2 separate regions of the Homo sapiens genome follow, and region 2 is linked to region 1. The links are chromatin contacts, found by Hi-C or POLR2A ChIA-PET in ENCODE. All regions are on one chromosome and are shown on one strand. The core of a region is the stretch at or near the end of the contact, and the rest is flanking DNA. Distances in the headings are between cores, read along the strand shown. Region 1 holds the start of PEG10 (paternally expressed 10). Region 2 holds the start of CZ1P-ASNS (CZ1P-ASNS readthrough).

What was found. Hi-C counts contacts between places; a loop is a spot of excess contacts on that map. ChIA-PET counts read pairs that join two places held with the same protein, here RNA polymerase II (POLR2A). Pooled maps may share reads with other maps.
Region 2: a loop to region 1 is called in a map of naive thymus-derived CD4-positive, alpha-beta T cell, with 22 times the contacts of the local background. The contact joins the promoter of CZ1P-ASNS here to the promoter of PEG10 in region 1. A Hi-C loop is called at or near these places in 1 of 168 maps with a recorded cell type or tissue (naive thymus-derived CD4-positive, alpha-beta T cell) and 6 of 50 pooled maps. POLR2A ChIA-PET finds 5 or more read pairs at or near these places in 2 of 52 experiments (A673 and B cell).

Annotation. Positions count from the first base shown.
Region 1 is chr7:94,653,475-94,660,257 of GRCh38, reverse strand. PEG10 (paternally expressed 10) reads right to left here and starts at 3,933. Exons shown (of 2, transcript NM_001172437.2): 1 at 3,667-3,933. The coding sequence starts at 3,671. It overlaps SGCE (sarcoglycan epsilon), which reads left to right and starts at 4,125. Exons shown (of 11, transcript NM_003919.3): 1 at 4,125-4,268. The coding sequence starts at 4,160. RefSeq lists enhancers at 1,607-1,901, 2,681-2,730, 4,000-4,777 and a silencer at 1,971-2,210.
Region 2 is chr7:97,971,108-97,973,862 of GRCh38, reverse strand. It overlaps CZ1P-ASNS (CZ1P-ASNS readthrough), which reads left to right and starts at 1,505. Exons shown (of 19, transcript NR_147989.1): 1 at 1,505-1,728. It also overlaps the pseudogene CCZ1P-OR7E38P and the pseudogene CCZ1P1. RefSeq lists a silencer at 1,600-1,909.

The DNA of each region.
Region 1 (6,783 bases), core at 2,684-5,183:
TTCCACAAACACACCAAAGAGCAATAGTAGCCAAAAACCATAAATGAACATCCTGTTAGGAAATGACATCTCATTAAGCAACTCTTAGTTGCTTCATATTTTCAAATGTCCAATTTTTTAGTACTATCTTGTACTATTTATGAAATGCAAATTCTCTTAATATGCATGTTATTACTGTTGTTTTGAACCTCTTCAATATGCAAATATACAATATCCAAAGAGAAGGGAAAATTACTTAAAGCTGTAATTATGATAAGCACAAATTTTCCATAGATTGTGTACTTGTGGTGGGGAGGGGGTATGTGACAGAGATTTTTGGGAGCCAAAGCCCCCAATTCCTCCCCTACCAAAGTCCTGGCTCATGATTTGTAATATATGGAACCAGGTTTTAAAATTTCTTCATTCAGCTGGAAACACAATTCTTACATGGTACCTCTTACTAGCAATCAGTTATAAATTTGTTTTATACAGTTGTTTAATTTTGCAAGCTGAAACAACCTATATTTTGTAATGTGGCCACTTTATATTACATTACACAAACTTTAATACAATATGTACCATTAATAATACACTTGCCCCAAATTTAAATTAGCTTTTTATGAAAAAAGCTAATTATTTGGAATAACTAGCTTTTTATGAAAAAAGCTAATTATTTGGAATAACTAGCTTTTTATGAAAAAAGCTAATTATTTGGAATAACTAGCTTTTTATGAAAAAAGCTAATTATTTGGAATAACTAGCTTTTTATGAAAAAAGCTAATTATTTGGAATAACTAGCTTTTTATGAAAAAAGCTAATTATTTGGAATAACTAGCTTTTCATGAAAAAAGCTAATATTTGGAATAACTAGCTTTTTATGAAAAAAGCTAATTATTTGGAATAATTAAAATTAATTTAGTTGCTTTGTATTATAATTACAGCTTATATCATTGGAGTTTAAAAACACATACACTTTTTTTTTATTCTGTTAAATGTGAGAGATAACGCAAACAAGGCAACCCAGGACAGCAAAGCACCATAGGAAAGGAGCAAATCAGAAGAGACCTACAGACACCAAGCAAGACACTGAATAAACCAATTTACTCTGGTCATTTAACACATATTTAATGAATGCCTACCATGTGCAGGCACAATTTATTATACATAGGCAAATAGGCTAGGGTTAATCACCTAGAGATTCAAGGAAAACACCCAGCTTCATAGGCACGCAAATAAAAGCCTTATCCTCACTCAGAGGCCAAACCAACAGCACCAATTTTGTATCCACCAAAACATCCGATTCCCAAAGGTCCACTAGTGCCTCTAAAAAAACCTTAAATGTGAAAATATTTTTAAAGTTTTTAAAAATAAATTGTTAAGTTTTGGTTTTCATTTGCAGTAAAAACATTTGGCTAAATTGCCTTTAGAGGCACCAGCCATGTCAGTTTACAAGGTCCCTTCATAAGCCACTATCAGGAGTTTAAATTGTGGGATTATGTTATTGAATATATGCAAAGAACATATTAAAAGTGCTCATAAATTCCAGTTATAATTATTATTGTTAATTGTTTTATTTATTATTCTATTAGACTCTAGTAGCCAAAAAGCAAAACCAACACAGCAGAGAAACCGCAGGGGGGCGGGGCTGTACAGCCAGGGCTCAGGCAAGGAAGGTGCGCAGGTGCAGAGGACCGGCGCCTGAAGGGAGGGGCTGAGGGTTCACACTGCGCATGTGTGCTAGCCGGCTCTGAGGGAGGTGGGACTATAGGCCAGCCCGGCAGAGGCAGGCTTAGGGAGGGGCCAAGCCTTGGAGAGGCGGGGCCTGAGCAGGCTACCTAAGAGGAGGCGGGCCTGGGGAGGTGGGATCTGGGTGAGCTCACATCAGAGGAGGCGGGCCCAGGAGAGGCGGGGCCTGGGCAGTTCACCTCAGAGGAGGCGGGCCCAGGAGAGGCGGGGCCTGGGCAGTTCACCTCAGAGGAGGCGGGCCCAGGAGAGGTGGGGTCTGGGCAGTTCACCTCAGAGGAGGCGGGCCCAGGAGAGGCGGGGCCTGGGCAGTTCACCTCAGAGGAGGCGGGCCCAGGAGAGGTGGGGCCTGGGCAGTTCACCTCAGAGGGGGCGGCCCCGGGAGAGGCGGGGCCTGGACAGTTCACCTCAGAGTAGGTGGGCCCGGGAGAGGCAGGGCCTGGGCAGCTCACCACAGAAAAGGCGGGCCTGGAAGAGGCGGGGCCTGAGCAGCTCACCTCAGAATGAGGTGGCCAGAGAGAGGTGGGGCCTGGGCAGGCAGGCGCTAAGGAGCTGGGAGGAGGGGCCTGAGGAGGCCGCATCTAGAAGGCGCGCTCTGGGAAGGCGCGCTGCAGGGGAGGCGCGCTCTGAGGAGGCGCTGTAGGAGGAGGCGCTAAGCACCGCAGAGAAGGCACACTAGGATGGGCGGGGCAGGCCTGAGACTGGCTGCTACAGGGCTGCAGAGTATCTGCACACCCCCCCCCCCCGCCGCCAGAATCCCCCCTCCCAAACCCCTCCCACCAGTCACCAAAGCCAGATTCATTTCATGCAGCAAGAGCAATCCACAGATCCAATTCCCCCGCCATACTCAGCAAACCCACAGTTTCCACAAACTGTTGCTGGACGCTGATTCGCGCCACCACAACTACACCGCCACTTCAATCAAGCACAAGTAGGCAGGCAGCCTGCTCTGCCATCACCAAAAGATTCCCATTTCCACTCCAATCAGTGCCCCTCCACTCCACTGCTATAGCGGGAATGGTGTGGGCAGAATGTTAAACACTAATTTTTGCCCGGGGCTCCATTTTGTCTACCAGCACCATCATGCGAGAACCGTCCTGCAGAAAAATAGAGTGGGAGCCATTCCAAAAGGTGAAAGGGTGGGGTCCTGCTCCAAGAAAACAGAGGAATTGTACTCCGCAGCTCATGTCCCACTACGGCTGCTTTATTTGTAGCGCAAACGGTCTGCAGCTCCTGTACCTCTGCAGCTCTTACCACTTTGTAGTGCATCTTAGGTGTGAATTGTTCCGCAGCTCATGTACCTCTGCAGTTCATGTGCCTCGCAGCGCAATGAAGCGCTGTTGTCGGGCTGGCTAATCGCATCGTTTTTGTAGCGTTTTTTGTAGTGCTACTCTTCTGCAGCTCAGATTTTGCAGCGCATGTAAAGCGCAATTCAGTTTTCTGTCTGCAGCTCCTATATCGCTGCTCCTCGTTCTGGATTGTAGCGCCACTGAAGCGCCCATCCGTCAGTTTGTGGCACATAAAGCGCCCATCAGTTTATAGCGCAATGAAGCGCCAGTTGTAGCTCCCATCAGTTTGTCGCCCGCGTGAAGCGTGCTTGTAGCGCATCTGAAGCGCCAGTTTGTAGCGCATTTGAAGCGCTTATCTGTTTGTAAAGCATGGCACTTGGTAGCGCATTTGAAGAGCAAATTGCAAATCGATCTATAGCTCCTGACCGTCTGCAGCTCATCACTGTCCGCAGCTCATCTCTGTCTACAGCCCGTATCTGGACTTGGTCCTGGAAACCCAAGCCTTTAAGGCTTGGTTTCCCCATTTGTTTTGGGGTACAGCCAGTGAAGGCGTGACAAGTTTTGCGTGGAGACATTCTGGGGTGCTACTCCATCTCCCGCAGCTCCCGATAAGCACGGGGAATGAACGTGATCTTTAAAAAAAAAACGTCCTCACCGCATACTCACCACGCGAGGACTCCTCTGCGAAGACAGGAAGGATGGGGTCCCACACCTGAGCCAGGCGCGGTCTCCACTGGGTGCTCCGCAGCCCGGAGTGGCTCCGGACGACAGCCCGCTCAGCGGACCTTTCGCCAGGCTCGGTGGACCTTCTCCGCTGTTCTCCTCAGGGCGCAGTCAGGTTTCTTCGACACACACCAACCGAAGTTGAAGCGCGTGTACCAGGAGCGCAGACTGTGAGCCTTATATAGGTTGCACCGAGGAGGGGGGCGCCAAATCCCAGCGTGCTCCGCGGGCTAGGGGGTGGAGGGGGGTGCGGGGATGGGGGATGGGGGTGGGGGCGGTGGCCACGCTGCAGTGGCCCGCCGCTAGAGGGAGTACGGGATTACCGAGGGGGTGCGGGATGCTGATGCTGAACTGGCCAAGCTGGGAGGGAAGAAGAAAGGGAGGGGAGGGGAGAATCGAGGACGGACGGCCTAGCCAGGCCAAGAATGCAATTGCCCCGGTGGTGGGAGCTGGGAGACCCCTGTGCTTGGACGGGACAGGGTCGGGGGACACGCAGGATGAGCCCCGCGACCACTGGCACATTCTTGCTGACAGGTTAGTGGCCTGCGCGCGACGTGGAGGTCCCGGGGCCAACAGGCCGCCGCCTCCCCCTCCCCCGCTCGGGTTCCGGGCGCCTGAGCGCGCCCTTTGGGCACCAGCCTCTCTTTCTGTCCCGGACCCCACCGTACCCCTCCTTCAGTACACCCTGTACCCCATTTCCCCGGCCCAGCTTCTCTCTCCCCAGGCTTGACCCCTGGCCTTTTTTTCCTCTCCGCGCCCCCGCGGGCCCCTCCCTGCTCTGCGGGCGCAGAAATTCCATCTCCAATTCCTGTTCCCAACATCCCCCTCCCCGCCCAGCCCCAGGGTAGTCCTCTCCCGATCCCTGTAGCAAAGAGCTGGGGGTCGTTGCCTGTTTTTCTGGGGGGCCCGTTTCCCCGCGATTGGGCTCTGCGACCGCGATGCGAGCCAAAGGAAATGGGTGTCAAGCTGCGTCCCCGCTACACAAACACATCTTTTTTCCTTTTCTTGATAGTGGTAGAGAACACAAAAATGTGACATTTAAAACACCGAATTTCCCCCTCTTGCTAAGTGCATTTCTCGGTGACGGAAATCTCGGTTTTCTTCGGTTTTACGGAGCAGGGAAGCGGAATCATGAAATGCTGGGAGCTAAACAGGGCGTTCAGGTCAGGGTTAACCCCGGCTGGAGGCCAGAGATGCTGCCGTACCGAGTGCGCTATTTCCAGAAACCAAAACCAATTTAAAACAGCTGTGGATGCTTCCAGTGTGTTTGGCGGGCTTTGAAGGCTCCCAGCTACCGACTTTTGGTGGCGATTACGAGGTTTACACAGAGACCTTGCTTCCCTTGCAACGTTACATTTTCCTAAATCTTGTAGGGTGAATGAATGCGTTTAGTCACGGCAACCGCACGTTTAATCCTTTCCAGCGGGTTGCCGAGATTCGGCCACAAATATTTGCGTGCATTTGTACTATGAACATATATATTTTATGTCAGGGAAAATTGCAGTGGCTGATAAGACGCTAAAATTCTGATGAGGAAGGATGCTAAATAAAACCTTAACGCGGATTCCCATCTAAGCGCCTCAGTGTCAGGTGCTTGGGAAACTGACAATCTGTTGATGATCTTAGTAAAACAAGTTTAAGTTAAAAGGGAAAACCAAATTGTCTACAGCTGAGTTAGGTTTCTGAAACACAGATGAAACGCTTTCATATTTGAAGAGCAAAATTGAGCACATTTTAGTAACATTGCTACGGATTATTTTATACTTGGAATATCAATAAGAATTTGACTTATTGTCATAACAACGTTGCAGACACCGCACTTTAAAAGAGAGCCTTTCTAGGAATAAACAAAACTGTAGCCCATTTACTGAGATTTTACTTTTTATTAGAAAATGCCCACTATCCGGAATATGAATGAATGAAATGCAGCTTTTTAACAAAGACATTTCCCTAGGAAGTTGGGTAAACACAATTATACTTTTTAGAAGTGCCTTTTAATTTAATCTTTAGGATGTTCACCCTCTTCTGCAAGATAGAATAATTCCAGGATTTCTTATGCTTGGTAGAGTACTGTTCTGGTGACCGCTGTCAAATTCTTACCAGTTTTGTTTGTTTGTTTAAATTCGAAAGTTACTTCACCTAGTTAACTGAGACATTATTTTTCTAAAAATTGAGATTTAAAACCAGTATAGATGAAAAGCAGGAAAAATTAAAGTTCAAAAATCCATCTTAAGACTTTAAAAGTTTGAACAAGTTTGAACCAATTTGATTTTTTCATTTCAAAATGCTAACCAGGACTTTTTTTAAAAAACGTAATTAGTATTTTACCATAATAAAAGTAATTTCAGGTCATTGTACAAAATTCAGGAGAGAAAACCCTAGAAAACTCTAAAGAAAAGGTCACCTGTAACCTATTCACCCTGCAATAACACCAGTAAACATTATAGAGTCTGCTTTTTCAGACGTTCTCTATGCATATATAGGTAGCTATACAATAAATATTTTTCATAGGATTGCAGTTAAATACTTTCTAAAAGTTAAAAACAAGATCAAATTAATTCTCCTCGATTATTTTCTTTCCAAAGAGCCTTTAAATGTTAAATAACATTAAGTTTGGAGAGCTTTCTTTAAAGGAAATAATATTAATTTTTTAATTAAAATTTTAAATGAACAACCTTAGTACATAAATATTTAAAACCAGAAAACTGAGAAGAATTTTCTCCCATCTCACTATTCTAACATATTGTAGTTTTTTATTCCTCTACATATGAAAATATTTTCACTTTGCTTAGAAATAGAATTTTCTAAGGGAAAAAACAGCATCAATATATAAGTAATTTAGATAAAACCTTTTTGTTATCCAAAAAACAAAACAATACTAAAAATAAAACAGAAAGATAACATTAATAGAGCAATACTTTAGGTAACATTTTTGTGTTGTCTAGAACAACAAACATTTTCAAAACCAAAACCAAAACCAAATTAATAGATAAGAACTTTAAACATATTTTGGATATTTAATATCTATGTGAATTTTGGATTTTCTCAG
Region 2 (2,755 bases), core at 256-2,755, 3.3 Mb before region 1:
GGAGGCTGAGGTGGGAGGATCACTTGAGCCCAGGAGTTCCAGGCTGCAGTGAGCTATGATCTGGCCGCTGCACTCCAGCCTGGACAACAGAGCAAAGTGCTGTCTTAGAATAAAATACTTTTTAAATAAACTAAAAACAAAACAATGGGCCAGGTGTGGGTGGCTCACATCCGTAATCCCAGCACTTTGGGAGGCCAGGTGAGGCAGAATAGGGCATGAGGGTAACCAAGGGTTAAGGCAGAAACAAAAGAACAGCAGGTGCAGCCAGTTCTAGGCAAGATTAGGCAGCATGGAGGCCACGTGTTCATTCCGTCAATCAGGCGGAGAGGGGGGCGGGGGGAGGGTGACAGCTTCTGATTGACGGCGGGGGGTGGGTGGTGGTGCGCAAGTCTCCACTTCAGCCTCTGATTGGTCACAGGCCAATCCTTCAGAGGGTGTAACCAATCGGAGGCATCTAACGGGCACCTAGGGGCGTTACCTAATTCTTCCAGCTTAATAAAAATCCTGACGGGTGCTATCGAACCGTTTGCTCTATCCCGCTCCTGCTGTGTGAATTGTACTTTCGCTTCAATAAATCTGTCTCTTCCTTACTCCGGTTTTTTCTTTTGTTTCTTTTCGTTGCTTTGTTCTTTTGCTACTTTGTGCATTTTGTTCAATTCTTTGTTCAACACGCCAAGAACCTGGGCAATCCACGGTCAAGACCTTCCATCCAGTAACAGAGGCAGGAGGATCCCTTGATGCCAAGAGTTCGAGACCAGCTGGGGCAACAAAGTGAGACCCTGTCTCTACTCTCTAACTCTCTCTCTCTCTCTCTCTCTCTCTCTCTCTCTATATATATATATATATATATATATATTTTAATTATCTGGGCATGGTGGTGCATGCATGTGGTCTCAGCTACTCAGGCTGAGGTGGGAAGATCGCTTGAGCCTGGGAGTTGAGGCTGCAGTGAGCTATGATGGCACCACTGCACTCCAACCCGGGTGACAAAGCGAGATCCTGTCTCTAAATTAAATTAAAAACAATACCACCAAAACAACAACAGGTTGGGCGGTGGTGTCTCACGCCTATAATCGGAGCACTTTGGGAGGTCGAAATGGGAGACCATGTGAAGCCAGGAGTTCGAGAGCAGCCTGGGCAACACAGACCCCACCTCTACAAAAAATAAAACTGGCCTTGATGGCGCGCCCTGTAATCCTAGCTACTTGGGAGGCTGAGGCAGGGGGATGGCTTGAGTCCCAGAGGTTGAGGCTGCAGTGAGCTGAGATCCCGCCGCTACACTCCAGACTGGATGACAAACTGAGATCCTATCAAAAAACAAACAAACAAACAAACAGTGCCCCACTCAGTTTTTCCTGAAACGCGCAACCCTCGCCCGTAGCCAGGAGAAAACTCCGCGAGCCAGCAAAACACAAACTCGGCCGGGAAACAGACAACAAGGCCACCCTGGGGTGCCAGAAGAGGACGCTGCGAGGCGGGTTCTTCTTCCTGGTCGGCGGCGAGCGCTTCCGGGGTGGTGGCGAGGGAGGCGGAAGTGCGGTGTTCTAGCAGGTGGCTGCTTTCTCTGGGCTGGCTGTGGGAGGCTCCCGAGGTGGGGACCCGGCCGGGATGGCTGCAGCGGCGGCCGGGGCTGGGAGCGGGCCCTCGGCGGCCCAGGAGAAGCAGTTCCTGCCGGCGCTGCTGAGTTTCTTCATCTACAACCCGCGCTTCTGGCCGCGGGAAGGAGAGGTATGCGGAGGGGGCGGCGCGTGAGCGGGCGGCGTCGGTGCCCCCCAGGGGCGGCGGCCCTGTGGTTCTGCCCACCTCGAGCGGCACTGACCTAGCCTGCGTTGTGCCAGGTGCTGAGCCCGGGCCGGGGGCTGCGGCGGGGACCTGACAGCAGGCAGGGACCGCTTCAGGTCCTGGGTCGATGTCTGTCTATGGAATAAAGCCCCGTCAGGTCTGTATCACTCCACACCCCAGGTTCAGTCTCTTTGCGCTTTGCGTTGCGTCAGTTCTGGGAAATTAAAATTGAACTTGGCTTTGTTAAGTGGGTAGTCCCCAACTAGAAGCGTGGAAGCAGAGTGGCAGACGCTAGCCTTCAAATGATGCAAGCCTGGAGGACCCTGTAAAAGTTTTCACCCAAATGAGGAAAATTAGTTCCGGGACACGTGTGTGTGTGTGTGTGTAAGTTAGTTACGGGACACGTGTGTGTGTGTGTAAGTTCCGGGACACGTGTGTGTGTGTGTGTGTTTTCTGAGGTGGGGACGGCGACTTTCTCAAAGGATGTCCGGAGCTGTGTTTCGTTACCAGCAAGTCAGAGTTCTTTTAAAGACTGTCCAGGCTGGGCGCTGTAACTCACGCCTGTAATCCCAGCACTTTAGGAGGCCGAGATGGGAGGATTACTTGGAGCCAGGAGTTCCAGACCAGCCTGGGCAACAAAGCAAGACCCCCGACTCTACCAAAAAAAAAAAAAAAAAAAAAAAAAAAATCGAAAAATGAGCCAGGTGTGGTGGCACGCACCTGTATTTCCAGCTACTCAGGAGGCTGAGGCCAGAGGATCGCTTGTGATTGAGGCTGCAGGTGAGCTGTAATTGGGCCACTGCACTACAGCCTGGGTGACAGAGACCCCATCTCCAGAAAAAGAAAAAAAAAAAAAACTCGTCAGTTCAAATGCTTGGGAACTGGCTGGATTTAATTTTCAGGGAGCTATGTGTCTGCAGATGTGCAAACCTTTATTTCTTACAAGCATTGGTGTATTACAGATTAGCTCTAG